3 separate regions of the Homo sapiens genome follow, and all the other regions are linked to region 1. The links are chromatin contacts, found by Hi-C or POLR2A ChIA-PET in ENCODE. All regions are on one chromosome and are shown on one strand. The core of a region is the stretch at or near the end of the contact, and the rest is flanking DNA. Distances in the headings are between cores, read along the strand shown.

Region 1 (3,084 bases), core at 404-2,903:
ACTTGTTTTTAATCCTTTAACTTCTGGAGTTAAACCATTGGATAATGGCAATACTACAAAAAATTAGAAAGAGTAAGAGTAGTTATGGGGAAGGCAACTAATTCTTTTTTTTTTTTTTTTTTTGAGATGGAGTCTCTCGCTGTCGTCCAGGCTGGAGTGCAGTGGTGCGATCTCGGCTCACTGCAAGTTCCGCCTCCTGGGTTCAAGTGACGTTCCTGCCTCAGACTCCCGAGTAGCTGGGACTACAGGCACCCGCCACCACACCTGGCTAATTTTTTTTGATCCGCCCGCCTTGGCCTCCCAAAGTGCTAGAATTACAGATGTAAGCCACTGCGCCCGGCCAAAGGCAACTAATTCTTATCAGAAAGATGTCTTCACAATGTCTTGGAGCAAAACCCTAGGTTTTTTAAGAAGTACTTTAGAAACCTCATGGGCAGGTCAGGGGTCAAACACACAGAAAATTCACTAGCGATCAGTTTCAATAAGTCCAACATGAGAATAAACAAAACCAGGCTATTAAGTGATAATATGGAGAGAAAAATAATGGTGCCCAGATTGATTCATTCATTCAAAATATCTATATTCTTTAGTCGTATTTCTTCAAATACTGATAGTATTTGGCAAATACCTGCTAGTTTGTTTAATAATCCTAGGTCTTATTTATATCATCAGCTTCCGGTGGTCATAAGATTTGCAGAAAGAGCCTTTCTCTGTTGGATTCATAATACGTCCTGGATTCTACCTGAAATCCTTGTCTCTGAAATGTTGGAAGAGACCCTCTTTCATGCCCCCTGCCCCGACCTGGCCACAGGCGCGTACACCTGGTCCATATTCTGTAATGAGGTCTCAGTGGTCATCTTATTCTCAGGGCCCATCGAAAAATTGCATGCTCTGAAGACAGCATAGTTGCATCAAACTCTTTAACTGGCTGGCATTTTGAAAGTTTAAAGGGTTAATGCTCCTAAGAGAAGAAGAAAACACCACGCGTGCGTTTTGATCTGAGGTTCAAAACATACACGCAGATGAAAACGGCCAGCCTCATCGCTACACACAATCCCTTTCTCTGCCTCCCAGTCCCTCTCCTTCCCTCTCCACAATCTTACAGATCTCAGTACGATTAGAGAGCTGCCGATAAGAGAATGGCCATTGGTATTCTATGGTTTCAGTGTAGTCTGAAAATTAAATCCCTATGAAAATAATATATCTCTTCTCCTCTCCCCTACCCCCTCCTCCCTAGAAGCAGCTGCTTTTCACATTTAAATGTAGCAGTGGTAACAAGAGCCTCTTTTATCAGCTACTCCTATTCATAAGGCATTAAAATACACGCCGTTTCCTAATCCCTAGTGCAGCTCTAACAGGGGCTTCAGCTTTGTGCTGAAATAGCACGTATCTTTTAAAAGTAGCTGATGGAAATCATCTTCCAAACCGAATCAGTCTCTTAAAAGCAGCTCTCCCCAAGCACAGAACATAAATAGAGTCCAGGACACAGTGTGTGTCCAGCTCCCCTCTCCACTGTAAAGGGTTTGGGAAACAATGGCTGAGTTTGTTTATAAGTAGCCCAAGCGACTTGGCAAGCTGCTTCCCTCCTCTCTCTTCCCTCCCACCCCAGATCCCATACCCATCTTTACAGCAGCACCAGTTGCAGCGCCTCTTCTGGGAAAGGCATTGCTACTTCTGTGTAAGCCAATAGGCATTTGCTGAGCAAGGTCACTTTCAGAGGCAGCTCTTTCTGGAGGCAGCATCTACAGGAACGGTGGGCCAGGGGCTGGAGGCATGGATCAAATAGAAAATCACCTGGATTCCTGGTTAATCCACAGGCCTCAAGAGGAGTGCATGCGGGGCTGGTGAATTCCATAACCATGAGAGAGCTATTTTGTAGGCAGGTAGCTGATAGAAATGTACACAGCCATATGACACATACGTATATATATATAGTTTACATATAAACACAAGTATACACATATTTGTCCGCATCAGACAGTACTGATTCCCTGCACAATCACCTAGAAATAGCATTAGAAGCACTATTAACACAGAGGGAACATTTCAAATACAAACAAGAATAAGTAGCCTGAATTATGGTTAACTCTTGTGGCTATCGTTTTATTGAAATTACGTCCTGAAATTAACTTTTTCTTATATGTTAAAATTAAGGCTGGCCCTTTAAAAATAATTTATTTTTTGAATACTCAAGCTTTCATTCCGATATATCTGTTTTTCTATTTTCAGTAAATTAGGGGGTTTCTAGTCTCTGGTTTTATTACTAATAAAGAAGAGAAAAAGGTAGCAGAAATGTTTGTTGTATTTTGTGTTCAGCTTTATGTTTATTTTCTTTCAACTGCTTATAGAAGAGATCTCAGGAGGAAAAAAATACATCACATTCTTCTAACATTGTTTTACTCAAAGTTTTATTTTAGAAGTGTAATTATTTTTTTCTCATGGTAAGTAAGTGTTGCTAGAAGTGTTTTGGAATTTTAAGTTCCTCTGGCAGATATCTGTTTTTCAATTGCTGTGAATCTTTTTTTTTTCTAATTCTCTCTCTCTTCTTGATTTGAAACTGAAGTGCTGATGAATGTTCTTTGCCTTGTACAATAGATATCTTTTTACTTATAAAATGCCACAAAGTTATAAATTAGGAGGACTATCTACATGATAAGATTTTCTCCCTCCCTCATGTGCCAGCTAAATGTTGAAGAAGGCTGATAGGAACAGAAATAACATGTTCAAGGGAGAAATAATCCAAATAAATATATACCTTCATTTCATCTCTTTTGAAGAAAGTGTCCATCTCACCAAGGTTGTAAGGTTTTTAATAAAAGCAGAAAACTCTTCAGGTAATTATAAACGCCCTTTAATACTATTAAAGGAAAACGTAATTCCAATCATTGAGATTTATTGGAAATCTTACTTTCTGAGGCAGTGGCAATTATCTCTGAATCATGGAACCTGACTGCCCTCTTCTGGTTATAAACAGAAATAGGAACAGCCTGGAAGAATTCTATCACTGACAATAGGGTTATGTCTAGGAAATCTACGATAATAAGGAAATGTCCACATTCATATTAGAATCTGTGCCTGACAGGA
Region 2 (3,084 bases), core at 182-2,681, 790 kb before region 1:
TAATATCAAACTGTAAATATGCAATACATTGATTTTTTTTTTCCTGAAAATAGGCTCGTATTCAAACCAGAAACATTTTGTGTTCTATTCTGAGAATGTTTTTAATTATTTTAGCTAGTGGGAAAACTCTTTTCTTTGGGATAGGGATGTGGGAGGGGAACAAAAATCTGTGTTCTGGACCTTAGGGAGTGCTGTGGTAATTCAGTTTCTGAGGTCTTCAGGAAGCCGGGCTTAGGAGTTGATTCCCTTTTATGGCTAAATAACTCTTATGAATTTGTCTTTTCAAAGTCCACTGGAAACTGGAAAGAGGAGCATGATTACAGAAAGCTGCAGCTGTGAATATTTGCAGAGCAGCTTAGTTTCCCATCTCTATCAATTCTCTCTCCCCTGCCCCCACCTCCAGCAACTAATATCTTAGCATCTTATGGAGTAATATGATAGAACTGTCAAGAATGAATGAGGACTTTGGGCCGTATTAATTCCCATCAACAAACTAATGTCTAATGTTTTGTAGGCTACAGATAAGAAGTTGACCACTGCATTACATTTGTCAATAATTTTTGCATTTTCTAGGGTTAGGTTCATGGAAGGAATTTTTTCCTGATGGTGGTGAGAACGCTGTCAAGATTTTGTTGCTCAAATAAGATCAGAACATGCATTTGTTGTTTGCACACTTTTTCCTGGAAGAAAATGGAGGGGAACTATAAACAAGCAGAAAGGTGGAAAAATGCAAATGCTGGAGTTGGAGGTGGCTTATATAGGGAAGTCTCTGTATATTGAAACAAATCAGGGAGACTGGGCCAGGCCAGGCAAGAGAGGACAGCACATTCTCATCTTTTACTTCTTCTGAAATTGGAAGTACAAGATTCTGAAATTCTGGTAGATTAAACGAGAACGACAAGCATCTTTTTGCCTCAAGAAATTTAATGTTTTGTAGCCATAGGGCAGGATTCCGATACCATACTGTATTATCACAAGCTAAAGTCAAAAAAGAAAGAAGTTTTGAGAATGCCTGGATTTGTATGTTTTCAATACATAATACAACTCTTTCTGTGTGAAATGAAAGGCAGATCGTGGGAAAATGTATGATTCTATTTATAGTCAAATTTAAATTATCTGATTATAAGGCAAAATTAGGACAGACTTTAAACCTGCCCTTTTAGTGTCTAATTTGCCACAAAAAATAGTAAAACTACTCACATTTGATAAGCAATCTGTCTTGTTATTTCTTATCCTATGAACTATGAAAAAGAACTAAGAAAAATTCCCCTCTTTTTTTTTTCTTTTCATAAAACTCAATCCAGGGCCTGCATATTATATTCACATTTTTTCTTGTGTGCTTCCTTTTGTATGTTTTGGCCACACTGGCGGAATTTTCTATGATAAGAGGACCACCAATCCAGTATGCATGGTGTGGGGTTGGCCCGTTGAGTGGGCCCCACTGGGCCTCCGGGGAAGAGGGCCAGGAATTCACAGGGCTTGATTACCACCGGGGCTTTTTCTGCTTTTAAGTTAACTATGTTCTTCCTGGTAAATCAACGCCTCGACTTCGGAGATTGAACATCAGCTCTGTGATTGAGCAGAAACTCTGAAAAGAAGACTTGCCAGCAATGCCTACCTGACCTTTCTCCAAACTTGTTATAAGGAAAATAAGAAGGTGTCCAGGAGAAAGGGAGTCGTTGGATGTGGAACTACTAGGGGGACTTAAATGTTTTTAAACCAGCTTCCACGGTGACATATGTAAACAGAAGTCAAAGTATCTTCATGCATACAAGATAAACATTTATCATTTAGCTTTTCATTTTGTGTCCATAACACTTGCATGTGCCTGCCATGAGTATTTTCTTTCTAAAAAGCATAAAATTAAATTTACCAGGATGCGTCCAATTGTGATTTCTCTATTTACTTCCTATGATCTAACACAATCTGGTAAATATTTATGGGACACATGTGCCATTAAAGTGGCTGGGTTATATGTTGGTGACATGAAGATAGAGTCGTTAATACTTGAGATTGGTCAAATGGCTCTGTTAGTATTCAAATTTTCTGTTCTTAACATGGTTGTTAGCATTTTCTTTTTGATAGGTTTGGTTTTATTATTGTGACCAATTTTTTATCTCTCCTTGTATCTATGGCCTATGATGTGTGATTTTCACATGTGACTTAAGGAGATAAGTATATGAGCTTATCCCCTGACTTAGGGTTACCCATATGACTTGCTGTGGCCAAAAGAATAAGGTAGAAATGAGAGCATGCCCTAAGAGGCATTGCATGGTATTGCTTTCTTTCTTATGCTTATGCTTAGCCATGAGAACATACCTGGGCAGCACTGTTTGTCCCAAGGGGAAGATGAAGAACATAGAGAACAGAATCAGCTGAGCCATCCCAGCCAAGCTTAGCTATGATCAACTATGTCCTAACTGATCTCCGGATGCATGAGTGATCATAAACCCTAGCTGTCTAAAGCCACTACCTTTTGGAATGGTTTGTTATATAGCAGTCACAATAAGATTTATTCTTTCATTCATTTATTAATTTTCAAACATCAGTTGGACACTTCCTAAGCCCCAAGTTCCGTGGCAGAGGCCTGAGATACAAAGTGCAAATTTCCAGGGAAAACAGAAAAATGGAGCAGTCAATAAAATAGATGCGCAAAGTGCTGAGATAAAAGTGTGCCTTGGGTGCTATGGTGAATCCTTAATAGGATGGTATAAGAGGCATTCTGGAAGAGGGATAATGCCACGTGAAATTTTAAAGAGTGAATAGGGATTAGGAAGGCACTAACATTGGATTTTGAAGAGAAAAAGAGTAGAAGGGCATTCTTCGCAGAGAAAGCACAATCACATTTGCAAATATCCTCGTGCTGAGAAGCAGCCTGGTGCTTTGAGGCCGCAGCAAGGCGCCTGACACAAGCAGGAACCATGCTTTGCATTTTTTTTTAACTCAACATGGTACTTAACATAGCCAAGTCAAGTATGGTCAAGGGATGGCTTGGCAGTACTATTGGGCACTGTCTTAAGTAGAAACTAGAGACAATGTCTAAGAAAAGTCACCTTAGGGATACCCAGCATCCTATGTGAATTC
Region 3 (3,084 bases), core at 160-2,659, 690 kb before region 1:
GCCCTGTGTTCATTCTTAGTCTTCCTAGCCTTTGGCTATTGAAAAGCCTCCTAAATACCATGTTCTGATAATGTTGGAGTTGAATGTGTAAACCCCTCTGGTGTGACTGAAACATTGAGTTGTCACAATGTTAAGGAAGGGTCAATGAAGGAAATTAAATGATTTCAGCTCAGCATTCTTTTTTGCTTTGTTTTTTCGTAGTTGTTTAATATTTAGCTGTGTAGCTGCAGAAGAAAAAATAAATGAAAAACAGAGAAACAAGTGTATTCGTTTTGTGATTCTACTATTCCCTAAAAACTTAAGCAAGATACTCATGAGGTTGTAAGTGAATGGTTTGTCTAGTATAAATTCACTCTGACATCTCATCGTACTTGGTCCTAATACAGAAAATTCACAAATCTAGTCCACGGCCCACAAACATTTTCAAAGACGTCTTTTAATTTTACTTAAAATTTTCATAATTGTCATATTGCTTTCAAAGACAAATAAACTTTAAGGATAAAATATATCTATTTTCATCCCAGTTCTGTGCCATCCTGTGTTTTAATAACCACCCTAATTTAGTATTAACTAAGAGCTTCCTGTGTGACAGAAGATTCTTACTCTATCTACATTAGGCTTTTTCTAAATGACTAAAGTTTCTGAAATATTCAACGCAATCTACCATTTAAAAATTTGATAACATCTTCATTAGCATTTGGGTGCACCCTAAACTATTTCTACCAAACAGAAGTGCAGCGTTTTAGAAGAGCCTCACGGACTAGCTACATATATTTTTTGAATGTTAAAATTCTTTCTTTCCTCCTCTTTTGATCATTTTTCTGAAGTGGATTGTCTCTCCTCTCACCATTTGTCATTAGAGGCGTGTAATTTCATGACCCCTTTCTTCTCGCTACTTCCTCTAAACAAAAGGACACAATAAATAAACACAGGAGATAAGACAGTCTCTTCCCCCCAGCCTACCCCCTTCCTTTGAGTCTTTTGAGCAGCCAGAACCACTTTAGTCCTTCAAATATTGTCCTGAATTAGTATCCACACTGATGCAGTGAGGCTAGAGTACATGATAATAATAAATACCAAATGGAAGTGTAACTGTAATATGTGTATTGATATATATTTTTTCTAGTAGTTTTGGCTAACCTATCTTGCTGACTGTACTGATGAAGGTTGCGGGTAATTGTGTACGCGTTTCTGTGAAAGATAAATGACTTTCCTTCCCAAGGACGCTTGGCCAGGCCTTAATCCTGAGTGCCTGTGTGTGTGTGTGTGTGTGTGTGAGCGTGTGTGTGTGTGTGTGTGTAACTGTTTTCTGAAGGCCTGACAAGGCATCTTGATCATTTCCTCATTTTGAGGCCTACCCACAGCCTCGCACACGGCCCCCCTCTCTGAAATGTTATTATTCTGTCGTGAGGCCTTCTTCAGCCAGGATGTTACTTCATTTCCACCTTTTGTCTCTGCCTGAATGTGAATGATGCTCTTTCAGCAATATACAGCCGCTTAAACTCCCTGCTGCTGCCTTACATAAATATACAACACCCGTCTCGCCCTATAACTCACTTCAGGCCTGGAAAAATAGTGACTTCCTTTATTGGTCAGATTCTCTAGCAATTCCCAACAGCTGTATGTTCTCACCTCAGAGGATCCTTATCTTCAAGTTTCCATTTGTCTCAGCACTATTCCAGTGGATTGCCAATAAAAATGATTCCCATTTTTATAACCCCTGAGAACGCAGGAGCCAGCTTTCTAGAGAAACTGATGTACCCCCCGCCCCCAAACACACAAATAAACAAACAAACCAAACCTCCAGACAACTTAACAAAAAGGGCTATTTTGTCTTCTGGAGAGATGACCTTAGAACTGAGTACATAGGGAATTCAGTAAAACGTGAAGTGTTGTCTCGGAACACATTAATTACATTCATGAAAATCCATGTTTATTTTCTTCCTTGAGATAATACATGGAGAGATATGGCATATAATCATTAAGAGAACACGTGTTCATAGATATCTAAAAGGAATATCACGTTCATATTAGTTGACTGTATCTTTGTTAATAAGTTTAATCACTTCTCTGTGCTTCTGAATTCTGGGCAACTTTAAAATGTGGCTGGGTTCTACTGAACTTATTTTTTAAAGAAAATGATGTAGGGAAAAAAAGAAAAGCACTTCCGAAAAATTGAAGTTGCTATGTAATTGTCAGGTGCTATAATAAATAAAGGCACTTTATTTGGGTATTGATGCCAGTTACACGTGGACATTAGTTTGCGCTCTACTGCTACTTACTGCTGCAGAATTTGGGAAAACGCGCTATGTCAAGCTCAGCCTCAGTTGTCCCATCTGCCAAATGGGAGCTAAACACCTCCCTTTTAATATGTTTTTAAATTTAAGAAAGAGAATATACACTAAAGAGTAAACGCCAAAGTGCTCTACAAATGGTATAGCTCAAGTTACTTTTTCCCCTCCATAACAAAGCTGTGGTGACTACAGGCAATTTTTAAAGAAAAATGGAAGGAGTAGGGGCATGGAATGAAGAAAATGAGTATTTTTTTTAAGCTACTGCGTACTCAACAAGAGGGCAAGAGTGTTCAATACTAATGTGTCAAGGCTACACTTTTTTTAAGGTGCAAATTCAAGGAACAGGGAAATATGTCAGGTTAAAATCAGTAATACTCATCTACTTTATGACTTTACAACTCTCCATAGGAGAAAGAAAGACGGTTACTGCCATATAGCGTGTATTAGCAGAAGGGCTTGCTGGGGAGTTTTATTGCCAGGTGGAAACTGACAATTGTTACCATCTTATGCAAAACTTTGGCTCTGGGAGTTGTTTTCCCTTTCTGCCTCCTCTGTCCAACATCCCCCCCAAAGCATGAATGATGATTTCAGAAGTCACCTGGCTGTGATCAACACATCAAATCTGCCCCCAAAGACAGTTCCCAAATAAACTAACATGATCTTTCTGGCATTTATGCTGAATATGGCCTAGAAATGAGCAGTGTTTTCATTCCTACTCTCTCTCCTTGGAGGTATGTGCAGAGGTAGCTTTTTATAAATTCTCCTCCATACTTTCAACTCGGACCAAAAT

Evidence for each region. A loop is a pair of places that touch in the nucleus more often than their neighbours do. ChIA-PET counts read pairs that join two places held with the same protein, here RNA polymerase II (POLR2A). Pooled maps may share reads with other maps.
Region 2: a map of endothelial cell of umbilical vein shows a loop between it and region 1 (3-fold over the local background). The contact joins two enhancer-like sites. A Hi-C loop is called at or near these places in 1 of 168 maps with a recorded cell type or tissue (endothelial cell of umbilical vein) and 4 of 50 pooled maps.
Region 3: a map of endothelial cell of umbilical vein shows a loop between it and region 1 (9-fold over the local background). The contact joins two enhancer-like sites. A Hi-C loop is called at or near these places in 1 of 168 maps with a recorded cell type or tissue (endothelial cell of umbilical vein) and 1 of 50 pooled maps. POLR2A ChIA-PET finds 5 or more read pairs at or near these places in 1 of 52 experiments (activated CD4-positive, alpha-beta T cell).

Annotation. Positions count from the first base shown.
Region 1 is chr15:94,670,505-94,673,588 of GRCh38, reverse strand. No RefSeq gene overlaps it. Among named protein-coding and RNA genes, the nearest start is that of LINC02852, 83 kb to the right of the region's middle. Within about 2 kb of position 1,653, at least 5 of the 41 ENCODE cell types and tissues checked have a DNase peak (open chromatin) inside an H3K27ac peak, as active enhancers do; they include endothelial cell of umbilical vein, where a contact is called at or near this core.
Region 2 is chr15:95,456,053-95,459,136 of GRCh38, reverse strand. The region is part of intron 3 of LINC00924 (long intergenic non-protein coding RNA 924); the gene reads right to left. Among named protein-coding and RNA genes, the nearest start is that of LINC00924, 25 kb to the right of the region's middle. Within about 2 kb of position 1,431, at least 5 of the 41 ENCODE cell types and tissues checked have a DNase peak (open chromatin) inside an H3K27ac peak, as active enhancers do; they include endothelial cell of umbilical vein, where a contact is called at or near this core.
Region 3 is chr15:95,364,156-95,367,239 of GRCh38, reverse strand. No RefSeq gene overlaps it. Among named protein-coding and RNA genes, the nearest start is that of LETR1, 39 kb to the right of the region's middle. Within about 2 kb of position 1,409, at least 3 of the 41 ENCODE cell types and tissues checked have a DNase peak (open chromatin) inside an H3K27ac peak, as active enhancers do; they include endothelial cell of umbilical vein, where a contact is called at or near this core.